3 separate regions of the Homo sapiens genome follow, and regions 1 and 3 are each linked to region 2. Evidence: read pairs that join two places in POLR2A ChIA-PET (ENCODE). Cell type or tissue: PC-9. All regions are shown on one strand.

Region 1 (4,000 bases), 340 kb after region 2:
ACGTTCCACTGTGGGAGCCTGGAGCTCTTAGAATAAACTTTGGGAAAGGCTGGGTCCACCCTCTGGGGATAAGGGAGCCAGAGGGAGGAAGGGGAGGGGGTAAAGGAAAAGGGAAGGGGGCGGCTGTCTTCCTGTGTTTGGATGACCTTTCCTTATGTTTATCTGGAGGGACTGGGCAGCCACGCTGTGTTTGGTGTCAGCCTGCCATGTTGTCACATGTGATCTCTTTCTTAGCTTTATGTGTAGAGAGGACCTTTGCCTCTACTGGGAGAACTAGATTTAACTCTGTGAATTATGAAAGAAAAAAAGTGTACCAGTCTGTTAGGCATTGGGGCCCAGAGATAGAAGTCTTATGAAACATGCACATATGCCAGTGTGCAGCAGATTCCCTAAGGGAAAGGCTTAGGCATCTCTTGGAGCTGTCTGAAGGCGGGCCCACCTGTACTTCTTCCTTCTTGCTGAGAGCTGGGCTGGAGGCTGTCTTGCTTCTCCTGAAGCCTCATCATTTAGTACAATGCCCTTCACTTGTGGATATTCCTTAACTATTTCTTGAATGCATGAGTGAATGGATGAATACATGAGCAGAGTCACAGAGAGGTGACTGGGCAACAGGCAGTGAGGTTCCTACAATACTTAATTGATTTGCCAGTCCCTGCTCTAAGAGCCCTAAGTAGCTCCACTTTAAAGAAACCAGTTTCAAGCCTCTCCGTCTCACATTCCTGGTGGGTGAATCACTTGTTTCTTATGGTTGGGTGAGAATAACACCTCTGGTTTCCACCTTTCTTTTTCATTTTAGTGCTGACCTCATCTGACCTGACCTTAGCTTGAATGTTATTTTCCCAGAGAAGCTATCCCTTAATCATCCTACTCTCCTCCGCCTGAATTAGATCCCCCCATATACCTCTTACTAATCTCTATTATCTTCATAGAATGTAATACAATTTTTAATTATATTCATGTGGGTGATAATCCATCCTATGTCTGATTTCTCCACTAGATTACAAACTTCTTGAAGATAGGGGACCATATTTATTTTCTCATCACTGTGTTCTTAGCACCTGGCATAATACCTGGCATATAGGTACTATGGCATATAGGCTTAATACCTGGCATATAGGTCCTCTATACACATAAGCACTCAGCAAGCCTGTGTTCAATTAATGAATGAGCAGATTAATGAATAAATTATATTTGGAAGGAGAATTCATACCAGGTTACTGAGCAGGGTTGGGGATAAAGATCAGAGTCCAAAAGCCCTATCCCAATCAGACCTTGGACACACTAACGAGTTTGAGATTCTGAAGAGGATGAAGTGCTTAGCAGACATAAGTGACATTGGGCATTTTACCTTTGGAAGCTAACTAGTAGTCTGGACTCCTGGGAGTACCAGAAACTTTCTCGTTTAACTCTACCCAAAGTAGCAACTTCTTCCACCTTCTCAGTAATAGCAGTATTCTTGGTTACCAGGTATCTGAACCACAGAAAGACTCTCGATGTTTTCCTCTTTTTCACATCACACAGCTTCACAATACCTCTTGTTAGTTTTTTCCTTTTCATTCCCATGAGGGCCTTTTGATCTAGTGAATTAGTCAGTTTCTTTCTCTTGCAAGTTCCAGACATGCAATTCCAATTAGCTTAAAAGCAAAAACGGGGAATCACGTTGTAGGGAAGTTGATAGGGACAACTGGCTTCAGACGTGTCTAGATCCAGCGGCTCAGATATTGCTCAGGACTCCACCTTTCTTGCCATCTCCCTGCTAAGTTTTTAAAATGAACACCTACAACTCCTGACTCACAATCTCCTCATAGCACCAGGAAGGACTCTGATTGCACCCATGTGACCGTTCCTGAATCTGTCACTGCAATGGGGAGGGAAGGAAGGCTCTGATTTCTTGACCTGGGCAATATGTTCAGCTTTCTGCCCCTTGTATGGTGGCCAGGGGGGATGAGGGTACAGTCATAGACAGAGCTCCTCAAGGAAAAGAGGAGTTGTGTTACCCAGATAAGCTGTGGAAGAGGTGCTGGATAATCAAAAACAATAGAATGCCTTTCTGCAACAGCCATCCTGATCCAGGTGCAGTGCTAGGCCCTTAACCTACATGCATCAGGATATACAAGGGAAATGAGGCTGCACTGTGGAATCAGATTGCTTTGGCCCAAATCCTAGCTCTTTCTCTTACTCTCTCTCTCTAATTTTGGATAAGTTAACCCCTCTAAGTCCAGTTTTCTCATGATAAAACAGTGATGTAAAATATTCAGTAGAATATTACTCAGCCTTAAAGAGGAAGGAAATTCAGCCTCTCAGCTCCTCCCATCAACAGATGGCCCAGTCTTTAGTGAGGCACCAGCTATGTCCCTGAAACACCATGATGAAAGTGAAGGCCAGAGTAAATGGATTTGGCCATACTGGGCACCTGGTCACCACGGCTGCTTTTAACTCTGGCAAAGTGGATATCATCACCATCAATGACCTCAACTACATGGTCTACCATGGAATCACATGGTTCCAGTATGATTCCACCCACAGCAAGTTCCACTGCACCATCAAGGCTGAAAATGGAAATCCCATCACCATCTTCCAGGAGGGAGATCCCACCAAAATCACACAGGGTGACGCTGGTGCTGATTATGTTATGGAGTCCACTGGCATCTTCACTACCATGGAGAAGGCTGGGGCTCACTTAGAGGGTGGAGCCAAAAGGGTCATTACCTCTGCCCCCTCTGCTGATGCCCCCACGTTCGTGATGGGCATGAGCCATAAGAAGTATAAAAACCTCAAGATCATCAGCAATGCCTCCTGCACCACCAGCTGCCTAACCTCCTGGCCAAGGTCATCCATAATAACTCTGGCATCATGAAGCGACTCAGCATCACAGTCCATGCCATCACTGCTACCCAGAAGACTCTCATGGCCCCTCTGGGAAACTGTGGTGTGATGGCCATGGGGCTCTCCATTACATCATCCCTGCATGTGTCTACTGGTGCTGCCAAGGCTGTGGGCAAGGTCATCCCCAAGCCGAACAGGAAGCTCAGTGGTGTGGCCTTCCATGTACCCACTGCCAATGTGTCAGTCATGGACCTGACCTGCTCTCTGGAGAAACCAGCCAAATATGATGACATCAAGGAGGTGGTGAAGCGGCATCGGAGGGGGCCATCGGGGGCATCGTGGGCCACACTGAGCACCAGGCTGTCTCCTCCAACTTTAACAGTGACACCCACTCTTCCACCTTCAACACTGGGGCTGGCATTGCCCTCAACGGCCTCTTTGTCAGGCTCGTTTCCGGGTATGACAATGAATTTGGCTACAGCAACAAAGTGATAACCTTTATGATCCACATGGCTTCCAAGAAGTAAGAGCCCCCAGACCACCAGCCCCAACAACAGCATGAGAGGAAGAGAGAAGCCTTTAGTTGCTGGGAAGTCCCTGCCACACAGTCCTCCACCACACTGAGAATCAACCTTCCTCATTGTTTCTACATCAGACACCCTGAAAAGGGAAGGACCTAGGGAGCCTGACCTTGTCAGATAACATTAATAAATTCCCGTGTACCCAGCCAAAAAAAAAGGAAGGAAATTCTGACATATGATATAACATGGATGAGCCTTGAGGACATTATGCTAAGTGAAATATGCTAGTCACAAAAGGACAAATACTGCATAATGCAACTTATGTGAAATGCCCAGAGAAGTGAACTTCATAGAGACAGAAAGTGAAATGGTGGTGCTAGGGGCTGGGGAGTGGGGTGAATGGGCAGTTAGTGTTTAATGGGTACCGAGTTCCAGATTTGCAAGATGAAAGTGTTCTGGAGATGGACGGTGGTGATGGTTGCACAACAGTGTGAATATACTTAAAACCCCCTGAACTATACACTTAAAAATGGTTAAAATGGTAAATTTTATGTTATGTATATTTTACCACAATTTTTAAGGAAGTGACATAAGGGTTAAATGAGACCACAGATGTAAAGTATTTAGTGCAGTGTGAGTGAATACATAGTAAG
Region 2 (4,000 bases):
GCGGCATGGGGTTGTTATAAGGATTAACTGAAGAAATGCAGGTAAAGTGGTAGGCACAGTGCCAGGCATACACCAATCCCTGTGGGCCAGTCCCACAGAACAGGGCCCCACCTTCCTTTGCTCTGGGTCCTGATGGTGTCCCAGCAGTGGCTTTGGAGTTGGAGGTGGGCTTGCCATCCACCACATGCAGCAAACACAAACAAAGTGATGTTGAATTGGGGCTGAAGTTACTATTCTAGAGTTTATGTGGCTGGGTAATGGGGAGGATCCTCTCTGGGCTACAGAATAGAATGTGCTTAATCACTGGCTTATTTGTTAACCAAGTCAGGGAAAGTTTGGCTAAGGACCCTAACTTACATTTGGGGTTGTAGTCTTTACTCACCCTATTGCCCGCCTCATCTGAATCCTTTAGATTTGTAAAATGCCAGAAATCGAAGCCAACCCAAACAGAACAGTAGGGTTTATTGGCCCAAAACTGGCAGGGGGACCCGGGACCAGCCTCTCCAACAGGTGACGTCTATTATCACGCGTCCTGAAGGCGCTTCCAGCTTCCTGGTACTCAGTCCTCCCACTGCTGGCTGCAGAGATTTTTTTTTTTTTTAAATAAGGTTAAAAAGTAACCCTTCTCACCATGAATAAGCAAAAACACTGAGGCAGAGGTATTGCACGCTCAAAGTGAGTAACTTGAATTTCAGCTGCCAGATTTCTGAGCTTACTGCCAGGGCAGAAAGAAACAGCAGATCTGAGCTGTGGGGATTCTTGGGCTTTGTATTTGCCATTACGGTCAGAGACAGGCCAGTCTTTGCTTGTGGATTTTTATTTGTACACTTCTGAGCTCTCAGTTGTTTAATCCAAAGTAGCTGGAACTATGGGGTAGTAGATGGGTGACACGACAAGACATGAATTCTGTGTGTGGGATTAGGATTTGGTCTTGATATAAGCTCAATTACAATGGTTCATGGGGAAATTAAAAAAAAAAAAACATAAGCCCTATTGTTCTGGGCCCAAAATTTCCCGGCTGTGAACAGTTGTTAACATTTGCTAAGCTCTTACTGTGCACTATGCAGGTGCCATGCTGCGTGTATGACAGTTATTGCTTCACATAGTCCTCATAGCAACCCTTCAAGGTGGATGTTAGTCCTATCTGCACTCTATAGATTCAAACCGAGATTCAGAGAGGTTGGTGACTGGCCCAAAGTCAAATAATTAGAAAGTGGCGGAGCTGGGACTTGAACCCAGGTCTGACTGATGCCAAAGCCTGTGCATTTAATAGAATAGAGGAAAAATCTCAACAAACCCTCTCCTTTCCCACTACCTCAGTTAGCTCAGTGGGAATAGATTGCTCCCATCTTCCTTATAACATAGTTGGCAGCCTCTCAACTCCAGCATCTTAGGAAAGGGGCATGGGTTTGCCTCCAGAGTTCAAGTGTTGGGGAGGGAGGCTGAGGCTGGTGACACAGCACAGCACCACAGGGCTGGTTATTGCCTGGTCTTGGCAAAAATAAGGTCCAGACAAGATCTGTACTGTGGGAAATGAGGTGTGGGGAGGCATGTCTCTTTCCTGTCAAAGGAAAGGTAGCTAGCTGCCCAATATAGATATCCTTGTTTGTAAAAAGCACCAACCACAAGGGTCTTCAGGGGATTTTTGCCCTGTGACTCACAATATGAATGTATGATGCAAGGCGAGTTTGTTTTAGGTGGGAGGATTTGGGTTGGGCTGTCTCCAGAGCTGAGGTCAAGGTTGGGTGTAGCCCAGCCTATGTGCTTTTCAGATTGGCCAGCTTTTCTCTTACCTTCCTACTCCCAGGATCATAGCCAGCACCAAACCCAGACCTTTACAGGCTCTGGGGTGGAGTCAGAGCTAGAACTCCCATTTCTGGTGCACCATCCTCTCCTCTGCCAGGCCTTAGGGCTCCTGTTTGCTCCTGGTGAATCAGCACATTGAGAACTCTGGGTGAGGGGTCTGCGGCCTCAGTGACCTCCGTCGGCATTTAATTCTTTTTGTGTGTTGAGGTTTCTCTTCCAGGAAGAGATATTTGGGCCAGTGTGGCTATTTGTTGGAGTTTTGCCACCATCTGTACCCTAGAACTGTGTGGAGCTTACAGGTGAGCAAGTGAGAGCCCAGCCCAGAATGCTCTGTGCCTGACATGAGAGTGCCTGAAAGGTTAGGCCAGACCAGCAACTTTCTCATTCAGCAACTGTTTATTGAACCTTTTGCCCAGAACCAGAGGCAACTGTGACAAATGCTACTGCCCATGCTGGCAAAAATGCGCACAGTCTGGTAGGGGCTATAGACATATAACGAGTCAAACATTCCACAAAGTAGTAATGTTTCCACAGATGACCCTGGGTGGTCCAGGAGCAGAGCTGATGGTGTCTAACCCAGGGGTGTTCAGGGAGGACTCTTGTAGCAGGCACATACTATTCCCCAAACTGTCACCTCTCTAATCTGGATCCCCTCCCACCACACCAGCCCCTTGGCTCATTCTTCTATTCCCAATTGTATTATTGCCCTCTGCAGAGAGTCACAAGGGATGGGACATGAGGCTGGAGAGGAAAGCAGGGCCAGGTCACACATGTCTCAGTGGAGACACTGGACATTTTCATGGGAGCAGTAGGGTGTGAGACTTCAGTTCCATCTCTCTCCTGTAACCTAAGCATTTATGAGAGAGAAACCCTTTTTATCCCATGGTGTCAGCCCACAAAAGAAGAACTTCTAAGAAAAACTTCTAAGAGCTCTGGAGGCAGAACAAGTTCAGGGGCTCTATGCCAGGGTTAACAGGTAACCCTGGCACTCCACGCTGGCCACCAAGCCAGCTTTTGACCTTGGTCATGATTCTGTTCTGGAAACTGGACCCAGGGAAGCTCCTGTGCCTCCTGCAGCTCTGTGCTTTATTCCCTGTCACAGGTATTGGCATGCACTAGATGATGTCATTGTGGACTCATGTTGTCACCAGCAACGGTGAGGAGAAGAGCTCAATCCTTGAAAGCCAGTGCCATATCCTGTGTATTTTTTTCTAAATGGGACTATCTTATTGTAAGTTATTATTACTAAAGTTTTATGTACATGTATATTCCTTATAAAAAAGAAACATTCCAGAATTTTATACAATAGAAAGTGGAATTTCCTGCCTCCCCTTACAGTCCTGTCCCTCCCAACCATTATCCTTCCAAACTTTAAAAGAAATGCATATATATGTAGGTCCAGACATTTCCTGTTGCAGTATCTTTCACCCAAGCAAAAACAAGCCCTCAGGACCCTCAAAGTGTCCCCCAGTTCTTTCCAGAAGTCCCCCAAAGGGTGCCTTACATGTGTCCATAAGCCTGTCTGGTGCTTGTAGTCCATATGGCAACCTCTCTGTTTCTCTTCTCCCACGTTTGCTCCCACCCTTGTGTGTCTGCTGCTCACAGAAGCTTGGAGAAGTTCATGGGAGCCAGACACCAAAGTCCACGTCGTAGGTGCTGTCTCCAGGTGCCTCCTGAGTCTCCAGTCCTTGGTTGGCATAGATGGGATGATGGTGTCCAGGCAGAGGTGGGAGAGGACAGTCTGCTCAATGTGTGCCAGTGTCCTTTGTCATCTGGGTCCCCAGTCTGCTCTGCTCAGATCCTGCATCTCATGAGTTCTCGACTGAGTAGTCCCCATCAGCTTCTGCTGCTAATGCCTCTTGTAGGTGGCCTCAAAATCAGCCTGGGGATCGAGTGGATGGGAAGAGGCTATTCTCTCTCTCACTGTTCTTTTCCCCTTTCTTTGCCTCTGCCCACTCTTTCAAATAAAACTCTCTTCTCTCCTGTCCTTCATCTTCAAAGAGTTTAATTTGTAGAAGCCTTTTATGTATTATGATTATTAACCTTCTATTTATCTATACTGAAGACACTTGTATCAGTTTGTCTTTGACATTGTTAGTGGAAACTTTTGTTCTTAAACATTTTCAAAATTTTAGTTAGGCAAATAGGCCTAAATTTCCCTTTATAACCTCTGTGTTTTGTATTCTGTTTGGAA
Region 3 (4,000 bases), 140 kb after region 2:
ACTTTTTAGTACAAATATGTCCCAAATAGGGACCGAATAGAACACAATTATTTGAAAAAATTATTTGTTGTTTATCTGAAGTTCGAATTTAACTAGACACCCTGCATCTATCTTGTCTGCAGGCCCTAAGCCCTGCAGAGTGCACATTCTGCAGCTCCTAGGTAGCTCAAGGATAGTGGTTCTTGAAGTACAACCCTCGTGATGGCCTCTCGAGGATCAGGTGGCAGGGGAGAGGCCTGGACCTTGGCCAGGGACCTGTGGCCACCCAGCACCTTAACTGGCTCCTAGAGTCCTGGACTCCCATAGCATTGGACAGACACTGAGTACCGTGGGCAAATTCGTGAGATTCCCGGGGCACCACAGTCTCCCATGACATCTAACGACGTGGCTCTCTGGGCTGGAGGGCAGAACAGGCCTGAGCTCTGCCACCTCCTACACTGTCCAGACTACACATGGCAGCCTGGTCCCCACACGAGGCACAGGTTACAGCTGACCATGAGTCGGTGTGGACACTTTCGATCTCAGGGACCCATAAAACATAGTGAAACCAGAGCACTGAAGAGGGTGTGTTAAGAATAGCCACTAAAAGCAGCTAGTATTTACTGAGAGTTTACTATGTGTCAGGCGCCCTTCCAAGTGTTCACATATATTATTTCTTTTAACTTCAACTGCCATGCTGGTAGGCACTTTTACTATTTCCATTTTACAAATGAGGAAACGAGAGGCACAGAGTGGTTAATTAACTTGCCTGAAGTCACATAGCTAAGTGTGTGGCCTTGTGAGATTTGAACCCAGAGCTTAACCATCACCTGTTAACTCTCCAGTGAGTAGGGAAGAGGGAGAAGGCAGGACAAAGAAGGGTGGGTTTATAAATTATTTCACTGAGGAGGCAACATCTGAGCTGGGCCTTGAAGCATGTCCAGGAGTTTACTGGGCTGGGGGTGAGCCAGAGAACTGTGCCCCTGTCATCTTCTAATTCCCTAGATGGAGAGAGGGAATGGTGAGGTTCCTTCTGAGCTGTGCTAAGACCCCAGGCAGAAAGGACCAGGAGGGGTATCCAGTCCTGATGGTAAAGGACACAAATCCATGTTCAATGAGCATGAGTGACAACACAGAGGCGAGCTCCCATGTTGGACAGCGCCCAGAGAGAACGTTGCCATCGTGATGGACAGTTCTGGGAACAGTGCTGATAAGGAGCCCCGGAACTGGATGGAGGTGGAGATACAGATCAGGAGCTAGAAGACAGGTGAGCCCACAAGGCAAAGCATCCTGGGAAGTGGGCAGGGAGGGCCGGGTTGGCTGGAACGTGCCTCTGCGAAGCGCAGATGGCTCAGCGTTTGCTAATCAGCAGAGCATCAGCTCATCAGAGCCAGCAACATGAAATAAAGGCACAACCTGGTGACCCCGGCCTCCATTCTCCAACATGAAAGGCCTTGGCACTGATGCCAGAAGCACAGTACTAGAGATCTAAATGTCACATTAGTAAGGAACTGGAAAGAAATTTCCCCGAAATTCCTGTCCTTATCTTCATCTCCCTTTTATTACCAACTGGAAGTCATCAAGGCATTGTCAGGACTTGAGTTTTACGAGCTGAAGAGAAAGCAAAGGGGAAAATGAGCAATCGGTGCCGACAGCACCCCCTCTGTGGGGGTGGGAGAGGAAGCTAAACAGGGCCTGGCCGGAGCCGCACCACCCAGGGCCTGGGCACTGCAGGCGCCAAGCTCACCCTGCCTCCAGGCTGACCCTAGGTTCCCCTTGTCTAGTTTCGGTGAAAACCTCAGGGTCTGAGAAGCCAGAAAAGCAGGTATGAGCTCCTTCATTGTGCAGGGAACCAGTGTGAGAACCTGCTTCCAGGAGCTGGTGCTGACCAGGTGGGGTGGGGTCCCTCACTCCTCTGGACTCAGACAGCACCCTGTGCAGACCTTGATCTCAGGGTTAACACAGGCTCTGAAGTTCTGTTTATGTCTCGTTCTCTCCTGGAGTCTGGAGGAGGATCAGACCCAGCCAGGAGGGAGTCGGGAGGGTGTCTGGGATATCAGCTGCTGCAGATCTAGCATTCTCGCTGTGTTCATCACACTGAAGAAGCTGGGCGGGGAGCCCAGAAGGCCCAGAGGACAGCTGCAGCTCTCACACCTGAGCCTGCGGAATCACCTGGAGGGCTTGTGAAGCACAGATTGCTAGGCCTTATCCCAGGGCTTTGGACCCAGTTCACCTGGAGTGGGCCCTGATAATTTGCATTCCTAACAAGCTCCCAGGCATCGCTGATGCTGCTGGTCTCTGGGCTTTGAGAGCCACAGGACTGAAGTAAGAAACACTGGATTAGGATTGAGAGGACCTGGATTCCATCTGGCTCTGACAATTTCTAGCCCTGTAACTGTGCACAAATCACCCCATCACCAGACGCGCAAGCCTCCTTCTCTGACCCATCTCAGGATTGTTGTGAGGAGTAAGGGAGCTAAGGGATGTGCAAGTCGTGAGTTAGTGGTAAGAATGCTCTGCATAAATAGAGGAGATTATTTAAAGGGGTTAGATAAATTGGGGGCGTATACACAGGTCAGAAATGTGCCAGGGGATAGAAGAAGGAGTTTGCCTGGTGCTGAGAAGGAAGTGGTCCAGGAAAGCAGAAGTGGGCTCTTCTGCAGCATCTCAGGTTCTGTAGCCTCGGGACGCCACCCCAGCACTTGCCAGCACTGTGCTGGCAGCTTCCAAGCCCGGAACTCCCCTCTCACTTACTGTGTGGCTGACAGACAACTCTGCTCAAATACCACCTCCTCAGGAAGGCCTTCCTGAGCATCCCCCTTAAACCTGCCCCTCCGTCCCTCTCTAACCCTCGACTCTACCGGATTTTCCTTGCAGCACCCATCACAGCCAGAAGTCACACAGCGGAGTCTCTGCTTACCTGAGCATCGCCTGTGGCCCCACTGGAATGGAAGCTCCCTGGCCTGGGGTTTTGCCTGTCTGGTTCACACTGTGTTCTAGTACCTACAACTGTCCCTAAATATTTGAGTAATAAATGAATAGATTTCTGTTTCCTCATCTATAAAGAGAAGGTTGTGCCCCATGATCTCTAAGGTTCCTTCCAGTTATAAAAACCTGAGATGTTTTAAGGTCACCAGGATGTGTACAGCTTCGAATCCTATGTTGAAAATGATCACGATCTCAAGTGATCCCCCGGTTTTTTTCTAAATACAAGGCATTAAGTGATGGATTCTGAATGTGAACACAAGGAAGAAAGAAGAAAAAAGCCAATATATTTCTTGCCTTTCTCAGGCTGGGTGCTTCCCTCCCCTCCAGGGACCACTGGCCAGTGACATCCCCCTACCTGCTCTGGACGGACTTGAGAGTTGATCAGAAGGTAGACCACTGAGTCAGACAGGCCGATGTTTTTAATGAGAAATAGTGTCAGTGTTTCTTCATCTTTCAAGATATCCCTTATTCGTATTCCTCTTCCTACATATGAATAAGAGAAAGAACAGGGTGTTGAAGGGGAAATGGGTCAAAAAAAGGAAAACAGCCAGAGTCGATTGGAAACACTTGTAACTCAACTCTCAGAGGAAGGTTCTGTTCTTGGGGTCTCTGGGAGCCCCTAGAGGTGAGGCTCTTGCCAGTGGGCTGCCCCCAACACATTGACTGCTGAAGCAGCTGGGCCCAATTTAGTAAGAAGGTGGAAAAAGTTAGCCAGGGCTGGATGGGGGTGTCAGATGCTTTGTGGGGTTGGTCTAGGACAGTGCTTCTCATTGAGGTGGGGCTGGGGAACTGAAACAGGGGAATTTCATCCTCCTGGAAATATTTGGCAAGATCTAAAGACATTTCTGGGTGTCACAACTGGGGAGGTGCTGGTGGGTAGAGGCCAGAGATGCTGCTAAACATCCTGCAAGGCCCAAGACACTCCTCCCTCCCCCACACAAAGGATTATCTAGCCCCAAGTGTCAGTGATGCTGAGGCTGAGAAACTCTGGTCTAGGATTGGAGGAGACACGTGCTCTTCCCACACCGCAGCT

The links. Peaks named below come from ENCODE experiments on the same cell type or tissue, not always from the same donor. Only the 100,000 strongest peaks of a DNase experiment are listed, where the experiment ranks them.
Region 1: POLR2A ChIA-PET joins it to region 2 with 10 read pairs; 1 of 35 experiments calls an interaction of 5 or more read pairs at or near these places.
Region 3: POLR2A ChIA-PET joins it to region 2 with 7 read pairs; 2 of 35 experiments call an interaction of 5 or more read pairs at or near these places.

Annotation. Positions count from the first base shown.
Region 1 is chr1:94,299,673-94,303,672 of GRCh38, forward strand. The region is part of intron 2 of ARHGAP29-AS1 (ARHGAP29 antisense RNA 1); the gene reads left to right. It also overlaps a transcript of ARHGAP29 not described here and the pseudogene GAPDHP29. Among named protein-coding and RNA genes, the nearest start is that of ARHGAP29-AS1, 54 kb to the left of the region's middle. In PC-9, no CTCF peak of the experiment used is centred here; DNase peaks (open chromatin) are centred at 709 and 1,719; H3K4me3 peaks cover 409 bases; H3K27ac peaks cover 2,736 bases.
Region 2 is chr1:93,963,200-93,967,199 of GRCh38, forward strand. No RefSeq gene overlaps it. Among named protein-coding and RNA genes, the nearest start is that of GCLM, 56 kb to the left of the region's middle. In PC-9, a CTCF peak has its summit at 1,189; DNase peaks (open chromatin) are centred at 622, 1,812 and 2,942; H3K4me3 peaks cover 2,658 bases; H3K27ac peaks cover 4,000 bases.
Region 3 is chr1:94,099,693-94,103,692 of GRCh38, forward strand. It overlaps ABCA4 (ATP binding cassette subfamily A member 4), which reads right to left. Exons shown (of 50, transcript NM_000350.3): 5 at 3,323-3,450. Among named protein-coding and RNA genes, the nearest start is that of ABCA4, 19 kb to the right of the region's middle. RefSeq lists an enhancer at 1,699-2,199. In PC-9, no CTCF peak of the experiment used is centred here; DNase peaks (open chromatin) are centred at 1,569 and 2,059; H3K27ac peaks cover 3,734 bases.